Linked DNA regions of Homo sapiens: region 2 is linked to region 1. The links are chromatin loops, found by intact Hi-C in ENCODE. Cell type or tissue: endothelial cell of umbilical vein. All regions are shown on one strand. Links, peaks and the distances in the headings refer to the core of each region. The heading gives the core; the rest is flanking DNA.

Region 1 (8,129 bases), core at 1,575-6,574:
TCACGAGGTCAGGGGATCAAAACCATCCTGGCTAACACAGTGAAACCCCATCTCTACTAAAAATACAAAAGCAATTAGCCAGTCATGGTGGTGGGCGCCTGTAGTCCCAGCTACTTGGGAGGCTGAGGCAGGAGAATGGTGTGAACCCAGGAGGCGGAGCTGGCAGTGAGCCGAGATCACGCCACTGCACTCCAGCCTGGGCGACAGAGCGAGACTCTGTCTCAAAGAAAAAGGCCAAAATAACTACTGCAAAATGTGTTTTTAAAATCTCTTTTATTGCATAGCCAATTATGGCAGATATGCCCCCCACTTCTGTTGCTGAAACTGTATCCTTCCTTAAGTGACACATTTTAGGGACGTTTTCTTTAAGACATAAACAAAATACAATTATTTTCACACCTTCCCTCCCCCACTAAGTCCATCCCTCCCTCCCCCAAGCTAACTTTGCCAAACACCTGCTCTGTTCTTCATTCGCATGGAGGGCCCACCTTGGAAATTTTCTGCTCTTCCTCTCTTTATTTCTTCCTCCAGCTGCGCTGAGCCCCTCACCTTTATTTGTTGTCATTATGCTGATCAATATTGAGTTCTATCAAAAATCGTAGCTCAGTTGCCACAACCTGAGCATTGTTCATGGCATTTTCATGAGCAACTAATTACCTTAGATGGCATCTAATAAATGTTTGGCACCTGCTTAATTCCAAAGGGAAGGGGAAACACAACAATTACAATGAACTAAAAATGGTAGCTATTCTCATTACTTTCAGCAATCATAATAAAACAGAGAAGACTCAGTAATAATAATTGTATAAATTATTTTAAACATTAAAAAGAGTAATTTGTAAGTATGTGCGGCTTAACATAGCCCTTGCTCCAAAGTACGTTTCTGAAAGAAAGTGTATATGCTGATTTAAATATGGATATCAGAGGATAGAGACTTTCTAGTGCTCCTTATTCTCATCTTTTATTAACACTGATCATCCAAACTTGAATTCTTAATAACTGTTTATGTTCACACAGAACTTCTTTATCAGTTCAGATAAAGCTTTAAACCTGAATATGTCTGGTCATAATTCTAACTTTTTTTTTCTTTTTTTGAGATAGAGTCTCGCTCTGTTGCCAGGCTGGAGGGCAGTGGCCTGATCTCGGCTCACTGCAACCTCTGCCTCCTGGGTTCAAGCGATTCTCCTGCCTCAGCCTCCCGAGTAGCTGGGACTACAGGCACGTGCCACCACGCCCAGCCAGTTTTTGTATTTTTAGTAGAGACCGCATTTCACTATGTTGGCCAGGATGGTCTCCATCTCCTGACCTCGTGATCCACCCGCCTCAGCCTCCCAAAGTGCTGGGATTACAGGAATTCTAATATTTTTTAAGAATAAAATAATTTCACTCTGTTGACTAAGCAAATGAAACACAAATGCTTTTTACTGGAGTTAACTTAGAAACTACCAAGTGTCTTTTTTCTGTTTTCTTTTTTTTTTTTTTTTTTTTTTTTGAGACAGAGTCTTGCTCTATCACCCAGGCTGGAGTGCAGTGGCGCAACCTTGGCTCACTGCAACCTCTGCCTCCCGGGTTCAAGCGATTCTCCTGCCTCAGCCTCCTGAGTCACTGGGATTACAGGCCTGTGCCACCATGCCTGGCTAACTTTTTTTTTTTTTTTTTTTTTGTATTTTTAGTAGAGACTGGGTTTCACCCTGTTGGTCAGGCTGGCCTCAAACTCCTGACCTCATGATCCACCCACCTCACCCTCCCAAAGTACTGGGATTACAGGCATGAGCCACCACGCCCAGCCTTAAGTGCCTTTTTTAAGAAACTCAATGGTCTATATTTGGTTGAAGAGAACAGAACAAAACAAAACATAACAAGACATGTGATAGAATAAGCTTAAGTAAACTTTGATTTAAAAATTACTTAAGAAAACTTATGCCAAGTTCACAATTACTTAAGGAACATAAGGAATCATTTTTCCTGGACTGCATTTTACATCCTGCCTTTAAGCCCCGGGCTAGTCTAAATAACAGCTATGAAGAAGAGATAAGCTTCAGGGTGCACACTGCGCCCAGGAGCCACAGAAGGTCTGATGAACCATGTGGTCTTACGAGCCCAGCATTTTGACTGGTCTGTCCCACTCTACACGTGCCATGTCTCCTTCCGTATTAATTGTTTCATATAATTTGTCTGTCCCTCATAACTGCTGTGGATCCAGGGTTTTGCTTAGTTAGCAGGATTGGCTCTCATAGCTTTGGTTCTGTATTTTAAAGGGAAGCCCATGAAGTGTGAATACTTTTAGAGATAAAGACTCTACCTGTGATGGATCAACATTGTTGAAATACAGCCTCTATAAATCAAAATTTAATTAACTTTATTTAGTATTGTGACACAGCTTGTTGGTAATCAACCTTAAGTTGTGTTAAAGTTGCCACCTGATCAACAGGAGATCATCTATGGATAAAGGGTATAAGCAGATAGAGCTATATCAATTATGCAATTAGACAGCTCTTACTAATTTATCAGACGTGAAACTGCTGATCATTTTAGGTATCTTACTTGAATTTAGTCTCTTCTTTTTGAATTTGGTCAATAAAGTGTTACAAACACCATATAAATGGAAACATTGAAGTAGGCACCATAATACCTGTTAGAGAAACCATAGAGAAAGTTATTTTGTTTTACTTACCTCAGTTCCATTTTAGACCTACCTATTATTATGTTTTAAATGGAATCCAGAAAAACTGCTCAGTAGGCTATTTCCATTTAGCTGCATTTGTACTTTTTCAGAATCTCTTTTTATATTTATATTTTGTTTACTTATTGGGCATATTGCTTTCAGGTCATATTGTGAAGTGAGAAAGCGTACATTCATTATTCTCATTCAAGTGCAGAGCTCAAGAATACTGATTGAAAATTGTATAAAATGTGTTAAGAGGAACTTTCTTTACTATCCAGAGCCAGCAGAGCACAGTGCTGAAGAGCCCAGATTCAGGAGCTAAACTGTGTTGATTGTAGTTCCAACTCCATTCTAAACTTATCTTAGATAAGTCATCTAATCGCTTCAATTTCCTCATCTATGAAATGGGAATTGTAGAACTTAACTTATAGTGTAATAGTGAGAATTACTTAGAATAGTTTCTGGCTTAAATAAGCCCAATATGTGTATTAGAGATTATTGTTATCATTATATTTTACTATAGCAGTAGCTTTGCACATTTGTTTATTTATTTTCATTTGTTTTTAGTGGAATCTTTCTTCAAATGACTTTGTACAAAGGTGTCCAATATTCATAAAGCAGATAAAATCCAATTTTGCTTGATTGAAATGATGGTGAGAATTGCTGTTTCCAGCCTCATTCAAGTACACCTGTATATAAAACACATTCATGGAGCACATTTTGTTCAGCAGAGTTATACAGACCTAGGCATCAGCAGGATGCTCCTTGGTGGTCTATAAAATTCATCAGAGAAGTGTATATTCAGTAAGTAGTTTTGAAAATTAAATAATAACAATAATAAATAATAGAGTTTATGTACCAGCCACTGGTTGTACCAGCCACTGTTCTAAGCATTCACACACAAGCCCTACTTGGCCTTTTCCCTTTAGGTAAAAGGAACCAAAATAGCAGAAATGTGCCTCTCAAACTGTTGAATATTTTAGGTATAATTAAGAAGTTATTGCCTGTTGAATTTGTATACTATATGTACTGTACTTGAGTGATATAAAAGGGGATAAATATTTACCTATCAAGAGGAAATTTCAGGGTTTCTATTTTGAAATACAGCATAGCTAATACAATCTGGATGTTCAGTAATGTATTCTTTGCCCCCCCGGCTGAATGGGAAGTAGTAGATGGGAGTTTAAGGCCTTTGTTCACTTTACATGCAAATCCTACTCTCTCTCTCAATCATTTCTATGAATTTGGAGTGCAGGCATAGGAGTCAAAACACTGGATTCAAATCCTAACCTGCCACTTTCTGCCTGGGTGATGCTGGACAAGTTACTTTACCTGTTTCTTAGTGGTCGCTTCTACAGATTGGAGGGAGCAGTATTATGTGTATCATAGTACTGTGGTCAGAAATAAACAGTGTAAAACATTTTTATTGTTGTTATTACAGGACAATAAATGAAGTCTTCCAGGTCCATGAAATATACAAAACATTACAAAAGTGCCACTTTACCTCAATCTGGACTCATAAAATGAGGAGCGATAAAGAAAACAACTTAATTATTCCGTGGTCATGAATTCGGCTTATTGAGAGAACTGGCAGGGCACATTATACACACGTCAGCTGTGGCAAAAATTAGTCAACATTGTTTGTAGAAAGCCTGTGATGTCTGCATTACCAGCTGTCTGGAAAAAGGAGAACATAGCTTCCTTTTTTCTGCTTAATGTGGTCTGCCAGCCAGCTGGCACTAGGGGAAGAGGAAGGGAGCTCATGTTTATTGAACGTCTACTCTGTGCCAAATGCATCGTGTAAGTTGTCTCATTTGATCCTCCCACTTTGATGGTGGGGTGGTATCAGTAACCCTGATGAACACATGGGAGACTGAGACTTAGCGAGGTCAATTAACCCAGCCAAGAACCTACCGGTAGTAAATGAGATTCTGACTCAAAGGGCAGTCAGGCCATACTATTTACTCCTATTGATAATGCTACAGATACTTTCCAATGACCAGTTGGAGTTAGCAGTAAAAACTGAATATTTCATAATAAGTTATTATTTTACATATTATTTTGTAGAAAATGCAAGTTTCCTTTCAATTTTCATGACTGCCTTTATGTTTTTAAAAGATTAGATTGATGGTACAGTAATATTTTCTATTTAGGTTAATACTACCATTAAAATGCCACATTGTTGGACAGTTCTCTTATTGTTTCTGTATGTCTAATAACATAAAAATAGATTAGCATAATTGAAAACTGGATCATGAGTCGGGAGGTCTGCATTCTAGCTCTAAGTTCTTTCATTATCTGTGAATTACAGTTAAGGAAAAATTAAGCAGCTGGTAAGTGGCAGAGCTACTATCCAAACTCAAGACGCAAATAGCAGGAGAGGCAAAGTCAACTCATAATAGGAAAAATTTGATAAATTCATGATTTTGGACTTCAAATTTAATTTAATAATTTAAATTTAATTAAATAATATAAATAATGTATCACAAATATGAATTTGTATAAATTCATGAGTAGACATTTCATAGAAAGTTTGCTTATCCAAATGTTGATTGTCAGGAATCAACATATCAACGTATTTTGTGTGTGATTTTCTTAATTAATACAGGGAAAAATTTCTTTAAAATGTTTTACCATGGGAAAAATATAATTTCATCAAACTAAAGAGTACTATGATAGTTAAGCCACCTATTTATTTACAGAAAAATCAACAAGAATTAGAAAACATGTTGGAAATTTAAGCCATAGACTATGTAATATAATATTTAAAACCATTGACTATGTTATTCTTTCCACAGTATATTATAAATGTTGACATTGATACAAAATATATGTTGAACTATATGGGGTTTTCTTTACAGCTAAATGTATAAAATTTTATCACTGAGTTATATTTCATTAAGTGCAGAATAATTAAGTAGAATGTGTGACACAAAAAGCCCTAAAACATAATTGATAACATATTTTTAAAGTTGTAATTGCTTATGAAAATGTAACAATTGATTCTAATTTAGCTTCCTCATGTAAAGATTAAATGAGATAACATAAATAAAAGGTAAACTCCTCCCTGAAATACATTATTCAATGTCTTTATTAGTATTGTTAATAAACTGTTATTATACATCATGATATGCTAGGGAAGTTTTATAAACTAGATTTAGGAATTTAGGAGGAAGAAAACACAATGAGCTAACACTGATACCAGAGATTAAAGAGATATAGAGTCTCCAATAGGATCCATTAGCGGAGGGCCAGGTTCCTGGCTGAACTGTTCGTTACAGCATCTCTAGCACACAGCTCTGTAGCCTACATATTATAAGCTATTAGTAAATATTTATTGAGTGAATACATAAACTTTCCCCCTAAACAAAAGTGTTAATTTAGGCCACTTTGTGATGATGTTCTGGGATTACAGAATTAAATAAAAATACCTTTAGTCTTCTATTCCACAGAGTTAGCAGTTGTTAGTAACAATTCACACATACATACAAACACACGCATACACACAACATAAACCCAGTGTCTTAGGAACTTAAAAAATGATCGAGATTTGTATTTGTATTTACCTGGAGGAGCAGATAATGAACACTTTGCACCTTTTCTGATAATGATTTGGATGTGTCCCGTATAAATTGCAATGGGAGTTGTACTTAGTTTTAAATAATTTGCTTGGTGATCAAAGTCAAGCAAATTTGTATTGGTATAATGAAATTGTTGCTGTATCTCATAATTCTGTTGTTTTATTGTTGTTTTAGTTCATTTTGTTGTCCAATTATAGTGTATGGAAATGATGATAGCCATGGTGAATCTTAGGGGAGATGGGGATATTGCAGATGTAGGTGTATAGGGGATGACAAATTGGACATTGGAATAGGGTTGGAACCAATAGCCAGTTATCTCTGAAAATGTCATGGTGCATGGCACCAGTTTAACAGAGAGATATCATTGACCGAGAGGTTGGAAAATACTAATCTGTTATCACTTCTCCCTGCATTTTTTAATACTTTGTAGGATGTGTCACTTCAACTTTAACCTTGAAGCAATAGTACACATTACCATAGACAATATGTTTTTTCTTTCTTTTGCAAGTCAAAAGTATTGAATTGTGTCTGGACAATAAAGGAAGGTATTTTAATCTTCCCGGGAAATTTATCGTTATTACTCATGATAATTTTCAGTCATAATTATGATTTTACCCAACCTGTGTAAAAATTGTATTATACATACAAGAATTTTATTATGCAGACAAATTTGAAAAACAACTTTGTGGTATGTCTTTACTTACAATAGTCCTAGAGGTTGTCACTACTGTTCTATTTTAAAGATTGGAAAATTGAGGCCAATGGAGATTAAGGCGCTTGTTCAAAGTTACATAGCTAGTAAGTAGCAGTGTCTCATCCTAACTGAAGTCTTACTCCCAAACTATAGGTACATTAATGTATATATTAATATAAATCATTAGTGTGTATTTGTTAACATAATTTAGAATTTACATACACTATGTGTATTTGCCTTCCCAGGATTTTTCCCTGCCTTTTATATTCCCTGTTCTTTCCCTTTTTGCTTACGCACACTTAAGACATAGCAGTGCCCCTAATCACTACCTACCTGACAGAGGCAGAAGTAATCAACACAACTGTGTAAGTGAAGTTACTAATATATTCTGATTATGGATTGGAAACTCCCACCTATGTTAATAGAGTTAAAAATAAAGTAAAATAATCATAGCTACCATTGGTGGGTATTGGGAGGATTACACTAGAATGCATTTTTTAATCTAAATAGAAAACAATTCAAAGTTATTAGAAAAGCTTATTTAGCTAAGAGGTTGTTTAAATTTAAGAATATAATTTTTTTTCTTTTTCTTTTTCTTTTTTCTTTTGAGACAGAGTTTTGCTCTTATTGTCCAGGCTGGAGTGCAATGGCGCGATCTCGGCTCACTGCAACTTCCGCCTCCCATGTTCAAATGATTCTCCTGCCTCAGCCTCTCAAGTAGCTGGGATTACAGGCACCCACCACCAAACCTGACTAATTTTTGTATTTTTATCACAGATGGGGTTTCACCATGTTGGCCAGGTGGTCTCAAACTCCTGACCTCAGGTGATCCGCCCGCCTCGGCCTCCCAAAGTGCTAGGATTACAGGAGTGATCCACAGTGCCTAGCCTCAAAAATATAATTTTAAAAAATCTTTCCACCTATTATGTTATTTTCATGGGGTTATTACTTACATGTCTAAAAGCCACACGCACAAAAAAGCTGCCTTCCCACAATCACTTTATCTCCACCCCCAATCTGCTTTCTGTGAGGTAAGGGACTTGGAAACAGTGGTCTACTTTCATAATTCAGGGTTTTTTTTATTATTATTATTGACACTTTTTGTTGAGAGATACTACTTTAATATCTTACCTATTGCTATTGCAGTAAAATAAGTCAAACAGTACAGCATAAATAACCCACTATCAAA
Region 2 (5,982 bases), core at 416-5,415, 80 kb before region 1:
GGTTTCATTTGGTAAAAATCAAATGAACTTTTTTTCCTTATTTCTTCTGAAGAAAAAAAATCAGATTTACTAAATGACATGTTAAAATGTTTAATTCCATTTATTCTTTAATTTAAACAACACAAAGTTATTTCAATGAGACATCTGATTTTAATCCCAAGTAATAAAAAACAAAACCTAAACATTGGCCTAACTGAAACGAAGTCTAGTTTAACTGGTTCAGGATTACATTATTTTAATATTCTATAATATTGCTAAAATATTATTCAGTGTTCACTATGTGCTGATTAACCTGAGATCTATAGTAATATTACATATCAAGGTTTTGAAAATGTTTTATGACTGACCGAGTCATGAGTTTTGGTTTTTTGCTCCTTATTTGTAAATGTTTCAACCATATGAAATGCCATTCTTTTTTACTGCAATGGAATTTTACATGCCACGTTTAAGAAACAGAATTTTCTACATGAGTCTTTCTTTAACTGTAGCATTAAGTTTCCCATATGGCAACAGAAATGACATTTTATTTCTGCTATTTGAGTAATCTGCTTCCAAACAGGAAAAGTGGGGAATAGGACCAAAAAGTCTGTGACACTTACCTTTGGAGCAGTACTTGAGCCAATTAAATCATTGCCATATGATGTTGTTTGGACCATAATTGCTATCATAACAAGATGCAAGAAGAACAGAAGGCCCGAAGCCAAAAAACAGAAGGCCCGGAGCCAAAAGGCCCGGAGCTTGGAAGAGTTCAAGTCCTATCACTTTAGCCATTCTTACATATTGCATTCAGGAGACAGTTGACTTGCCCCACGTAGTTAACAAATTGAACAGCCCAACTGTGTCTCATGTATGTTTTCTGCTTTCCAATCTTGACAGATGCACATGTGTTATGTTCCAATGGCTCTCTGAAAAATATTTCTTAACTACCTGACACTGCTGGTTTTCAGTCACATATCAGCCCTACTACAGCCTATCAATAATTTAAAACATAAATATGGAAAACAGTAATGAGACCTCTGCAGCCATTGTACTGTCGACAGGAAAAATGAAGACATGGTAATGAGGAAAACATTAGTCTGATTATTGCAGGAGGGAGACGTTCTCAATCTTTTGTGGTGGTGCATCAGCCACAATTACCTCCCCAGTAGTGCTTCAGATCACAAACACCTTGGAGATAGCTGGAGTTCTTCCTAATTTGATTCTCTCTTGTTATTTCATGTTTTATCACAGTTAAAGAAATACGTGCCCAAAATCTCATCAGTGCAGCCAAGATATTTCTAGAGATAGTTCTCCAGGCCTTGCGATGGCTTCTCTTTAGTTTCACTGTGGACTCAGTAGCTGAGAATGCTCTCCTCTCCCAATCTCATCTCTCACCATTCACTGGCATCCACCTAAAAGAGTCCATTGGAATGCATGGGAATCTTTACTGGCCTTTGGTTTATGTGAGTGAATTCTCCTATTGATTCCTCCAAGCTGGAAGTAGCGATCAAGAGAAGGGGAAAGATAAAACTGAGTGAAAGTGGTTAAAGGGAAACCAATAAGAAATACATTTGGAAATCTGACTAGATTGGTGAAGACTTTTTTATTTTAAGGAAGAGAAAATCATGTGATTCCAATGTGTGGGTCAAATGAAGAATGAATGCAGTATGAGAACAGGGTGGAGACTCAGATTACTCAAAAAGATGCCTAAAATATATGTTATACGTTTTCCGTGAGATGTAATGAAGGTGAATTTCAGAAGCAGTGGCTATCTCAAGGTGCAGCAGCTGAGGTGATGTCTTTTTACCTCAGGTTACTACAAACGCTTTAACCTTCTGGATGCTGGCTGTTCTTTTCCTGGGAAAAGCACAGCTTTCACTGAACCAACAAATGGTTTTAAGGTGCTTGCAGAGAGAAGGAAGACTGAGTCCATAGTAACCGCTGTATTATGATCAACAGTCCTATTTTGTTTCTTCCCCAAAGTTCCTGTTTATGTCTCGCAGCCTTTATATTGACTTTTTAAGAACTCAGCCAGTTGGCCAGTGGCCATGGTAAAATTGCACCACCAGTAAGTATAAATACATCCCATCAGTGGACACATCTTCAGTATTCTACTTAAACTCAGTTCTCCATTTGAAGTGTCATGTGGTTATGGGTGAATAGAGAACATTATTTAAGAAAGAATGATTTGTTTAAAATAGTGCCCAAATACTAAGCTACATTACGGAGCAACCATCAGTATCATTAAGAAATTTCATTCACTTTTATTTTTAAAAACCTGTAGCATGCTACATCATTTGCACATTAATATTTGACTCTGTAAGCATTTGGCTCATGTACAGAAAATCATATGATACTTTTTCTTTGAGAACGAGAAGGAAAGGAAAGACAGCGATTGAAGCAAGATCCAGGAGAGGGAAAACACATGCCCTGCTGCCAGCCTTCCCATTTTCTCCACCTACTCTGTACCAAACCTAATTAACATAAGCTAACAAATATTATTATTAACAAAACTGCGTTGTTTTAAAGGTGACTGTGCTTAGCAATTTGTGTATTTTAGCTGAATCATTCTTTAAAACAAATGTGTGAGAAAGATAGCTCTATCTTGAAAAATAGGAAATTGAGGGGAAACAAAGTGTTTAAAAACTTTGCCCAAGGTCACATAGCCCATGAGTGAATGAGCTGGGATTCTTCCAGGTCCGTCTGACTCCAAACCCCAAGTCCTGGCCAGAAGCTCCTCCAATGGCTGACCCAACAGGAAATAATTTCCTATTACACTTATGTAAAGAATTCTCTCCTGTGCCTAAAATAAAGAGATTTACTCTATACAGTTGGTTTAACTAGCGTAACTGTGAAGATCAACAAGCTTAGAAATGCTATTTTCTTTCTTTTAACAAAAGAAAAACAAGATGACAGGGTATAAAACAAAGAATCTATTATTTCGTTTCCAAATACACATTTTAAATTTAGTGACACAATAGCTTAAGTCTTCTTTTGGACTATTGATTTTCCTATTATTATCTAAAATGAAACATTTTTAAAAGCACCATTTTACCATTTTTTGCATCTTCAATACATTGTATTAGTATTTTGGATATATATCCACTGCCTGATTCTTATATTTTATAGTTGCAGGAAGCTACTATTCGAAGTGAAATAATTTGGTGTTGTTATTTAACTCTGAAAAAGCATGAAATATAGCAATCATTTGTGAGAAATCACTGACTTTCTGCTAAGGTGACTAGGCCATTTTTTTTATATTAGGCAAAAAACCAAATGCAGCAATCAGAATTGTATCCCATTTAATGTTATTTGCAAGAATGATTAACCAGGATGCCTGGGGCGCTTACATAAACAGCTGTGTCTTGTATTTTCCAGGTAATAAAACCTCTTAGTTTGGCATCTTGCAGGGAAGCCATTAGATCCACCCTGGTGCCACTGGAATAACTGAGGTCCCATAGGGAGGGAACACCTACCAACAACAAGAGGCAAGGGATAGGGTAGATGAGGACGAGGCCTGGATTGGAAGTTCAGAATGAAACTACCAACCAGTAAGAATGTAGAGGAGCCCAAAGCCTTCAGAGGCAAAGGGGGGTGTCTGGAATTACTTATTCATTTATTTTTTGGTTTGTTTCTTTATTCATTTATTTCTTTATTTTGAAGAGTGAAAATGTTTCAAATACTTCTCCCAAAATATTACTAGTAATTCATTTATTTCTTTATTTTGAAGAGTGAACATGTTTCAAATACTTTACTGAAATAATAATGATGGAGTAACAGTCTTGAGTTTTCAGAAGTATATGATGTACTAATAAATACCATCCAAGCAATCACAAATGTATGCTTTCTTACCAGGCATACAAGAACTAGAGTCCTTCACAATGAAGGCTTTCACAAAATGCAAAAGCAGCAATAAACAGAATTGATATTTACATTAACATTGTACATAAAATCCAAAAGTCAGCATCCTATATTTTTAATATCAATGTACATATCATACTTTATTTTTAATGTTAATTTTCCATCTCTCCCAAAAAATGTAAGATCTGTAAGAAAGTAGATTTTCAAATATACATATGTATAATTTAGCATCACATGTCATGCTGAATACCAAGGAGTTTACTAACAATGAGAGTTTCTGGAAGAATTTATTGATGGTTTCCTTTTACCACCAAGAAATCTCTAAGCCAAATTTTCTTTTCTCCAATTTTTATTTTTACCTCTTCATACTCAATTTTAAATTTATTATCATAAAGAGAGATGCTGAAGGGATCTGCTTTTCTATCTGCTATAGTGTGAGGGCTCTCGTGTGGCAACATTTTACTGTTGTTCTCCCCTGCTATCATCAATGCGTTAAAAGGAAGGGGATTCTACACAGGAATACTAAACAATCAATAAAACGCATTCCCAAGCAATATTAATGTGATGGAGTCACTGCAATTTGATTAGTGACCTTTTCATTCTTTGTAGAGATAACCTTTATTGATATCATTAACCAGATAAAACACAGGTTTGATGCAGCTCTTTTAACCACTGAGCTTGGTATTGATTGAGAAGCAAGATGTGAGATTTTGTTAGTGTTGAGCTGTTTACAGAAACAGGAGGTCCATTCCTCCCCTTTTCTTCAGCCCCCAGAGTAATTGTTTTTTTTTACCAGCAGTGAATACAGAGGAGAAACCAAGGACATTTTCTGACTTTTGTTTCTATGAACAAAAGCTATTTGGGTGAGGGATCACTTTCTGAATGCTCACAAGGAAAGAAAGAGGCATTCTATATTAATAATTTTGGTATGGCTTAAGTAGATCTCCTCTTCGTTACTGTAATTCTCAAAGATCTCTCATTATACAACTACTTATTAGCATTTGCAATTCAGAAAGTTTATACTAATTCTGCCTGTGTTTATGTTTAAACAAACCAGTATACTTGTTCCTTGCCCCTTGAAAGGCATATGTTATCATAGAGAAGATCTAGAGATTTTTACCTTATCTAGAGATTTTTGGCCCAAATGGCATATTAACTTTGAGGTTTGTCTGTGTCTGCTTCCATGCAATAGAAGTGGAACATTTGTTTGACTTTTTAAGTGAATGATTTAGCCTAAGAATCAAACTTTACATTTTAATTCCTGAAACTAATATTTAAATGAAAGTAAACTCTTCAGCTGAATACACTAGATATGCTACAAAAAAAGGTGTGTTTTGTGAAAGGTAGCTATTGCTTAAAATTGTATGTTTTAACGTAATATGGTAAGCCTGACTTGAAAATAATTTTATGGTTTGTGAATTGGATTGTGCAGTGAGTAGAATATTAGAGCACACCTGCAAGTGGCATTAAAACGTTTTTGTTTTAACTGATTCATACACTAAGCTTAGAGCATGTAGGTGTGATCTATGGATTCAAGATGAATGATTAATGTTTACCCAATAAGCACTAAGGAAAATGAGTTGAAAGATTCACTAAGGTCCATGTAATAAAAAAGATTTTGGGGGTGATATGGAAAAATAATTAGTCATGAAAAGGGTTTATATATTTTCTTACATCTCCAAGCATGATAGTAGTTTAAATAGAGAGTTGTAGGCATATACTACTCTTTACAAGCTTCTGGTATATTAAGAAAGAATATAATTAGATAAAAAATTACTACTTACTTGAAGTTTCAGAGGGATAAAAAGTAACAAAATAACCATGGAAAGTAATGGCAATAGTAAGAATGGATATGAGTGTTTATCATGAAAATGGAAAAAATACTCCCTAATTCTAGGTTTCAAAGACAGAGACCAGCTTTTCCTATGAAAAGTACATTTATAAAAATCAGTGATACCCACTCTATTTTAAAACACGAGATCTCACATACAGCACAGTTCTTTGGTTATAAAGGCTGAAAGCCGAGGAACAATAAATTTACACTCAATTGCATAGTTGTTTTTTGCTTTGGGGTGTTGTTAGATTTTTTGTAAATTTTTTTGCCAGCAGGAATTTATTTTATTTTCACCCTTATGAATTACG

The links. Peaks named below come from ENCODE experiments on the same cell type or tissue, not always from the same donor. Only the 100,000 strongest peaks of a DNase experiment are listed, where the experiment ranks them.
Region 2: it touches region 1 in a loop (12-fold over the local background); 2 of 110 quality-filtered maps call a loop at or near these places.

The regions. Positions count from the first base shown.
Region 1 is chr4:85,838,376-85,846,504 of GRCh38, forward strand. All of the region lies in intron 3 of ARHGAP24 (Rho GTPase activating protein 24), which reads left to right. Among named protein-coding and RNA genes, the nearest start is that of MIR4451, 120 kb to the left of the region's middle. In endothelial cell of umbilical vein, for the core only: no CTCF peak of the experiment used is centred there; DNase peaks (open chromatin) are centred at 2,026 and 4,356; H3K27ac peaks cover 1,989 bases.
Region 2 is chr4:85,760,013-85,765,994 of GRCh38, forward strand. All of the region lies in intron 3 of ARHGAP24 (Rho GTPase activating protein 24), which reads left to right. Among named protein-coding and RNA genes, the nearest start is that of MIR4451, 41 kb to the left of the region's middle. In endothelial cell of umbilical vein, for the core only: no CTCF peak of the experiment used is centred there; DNase peaks (open chromatin) are centred at 689, 1,949, 2,639 and 3,379; H3K27ac peaks cover 4,379 bases.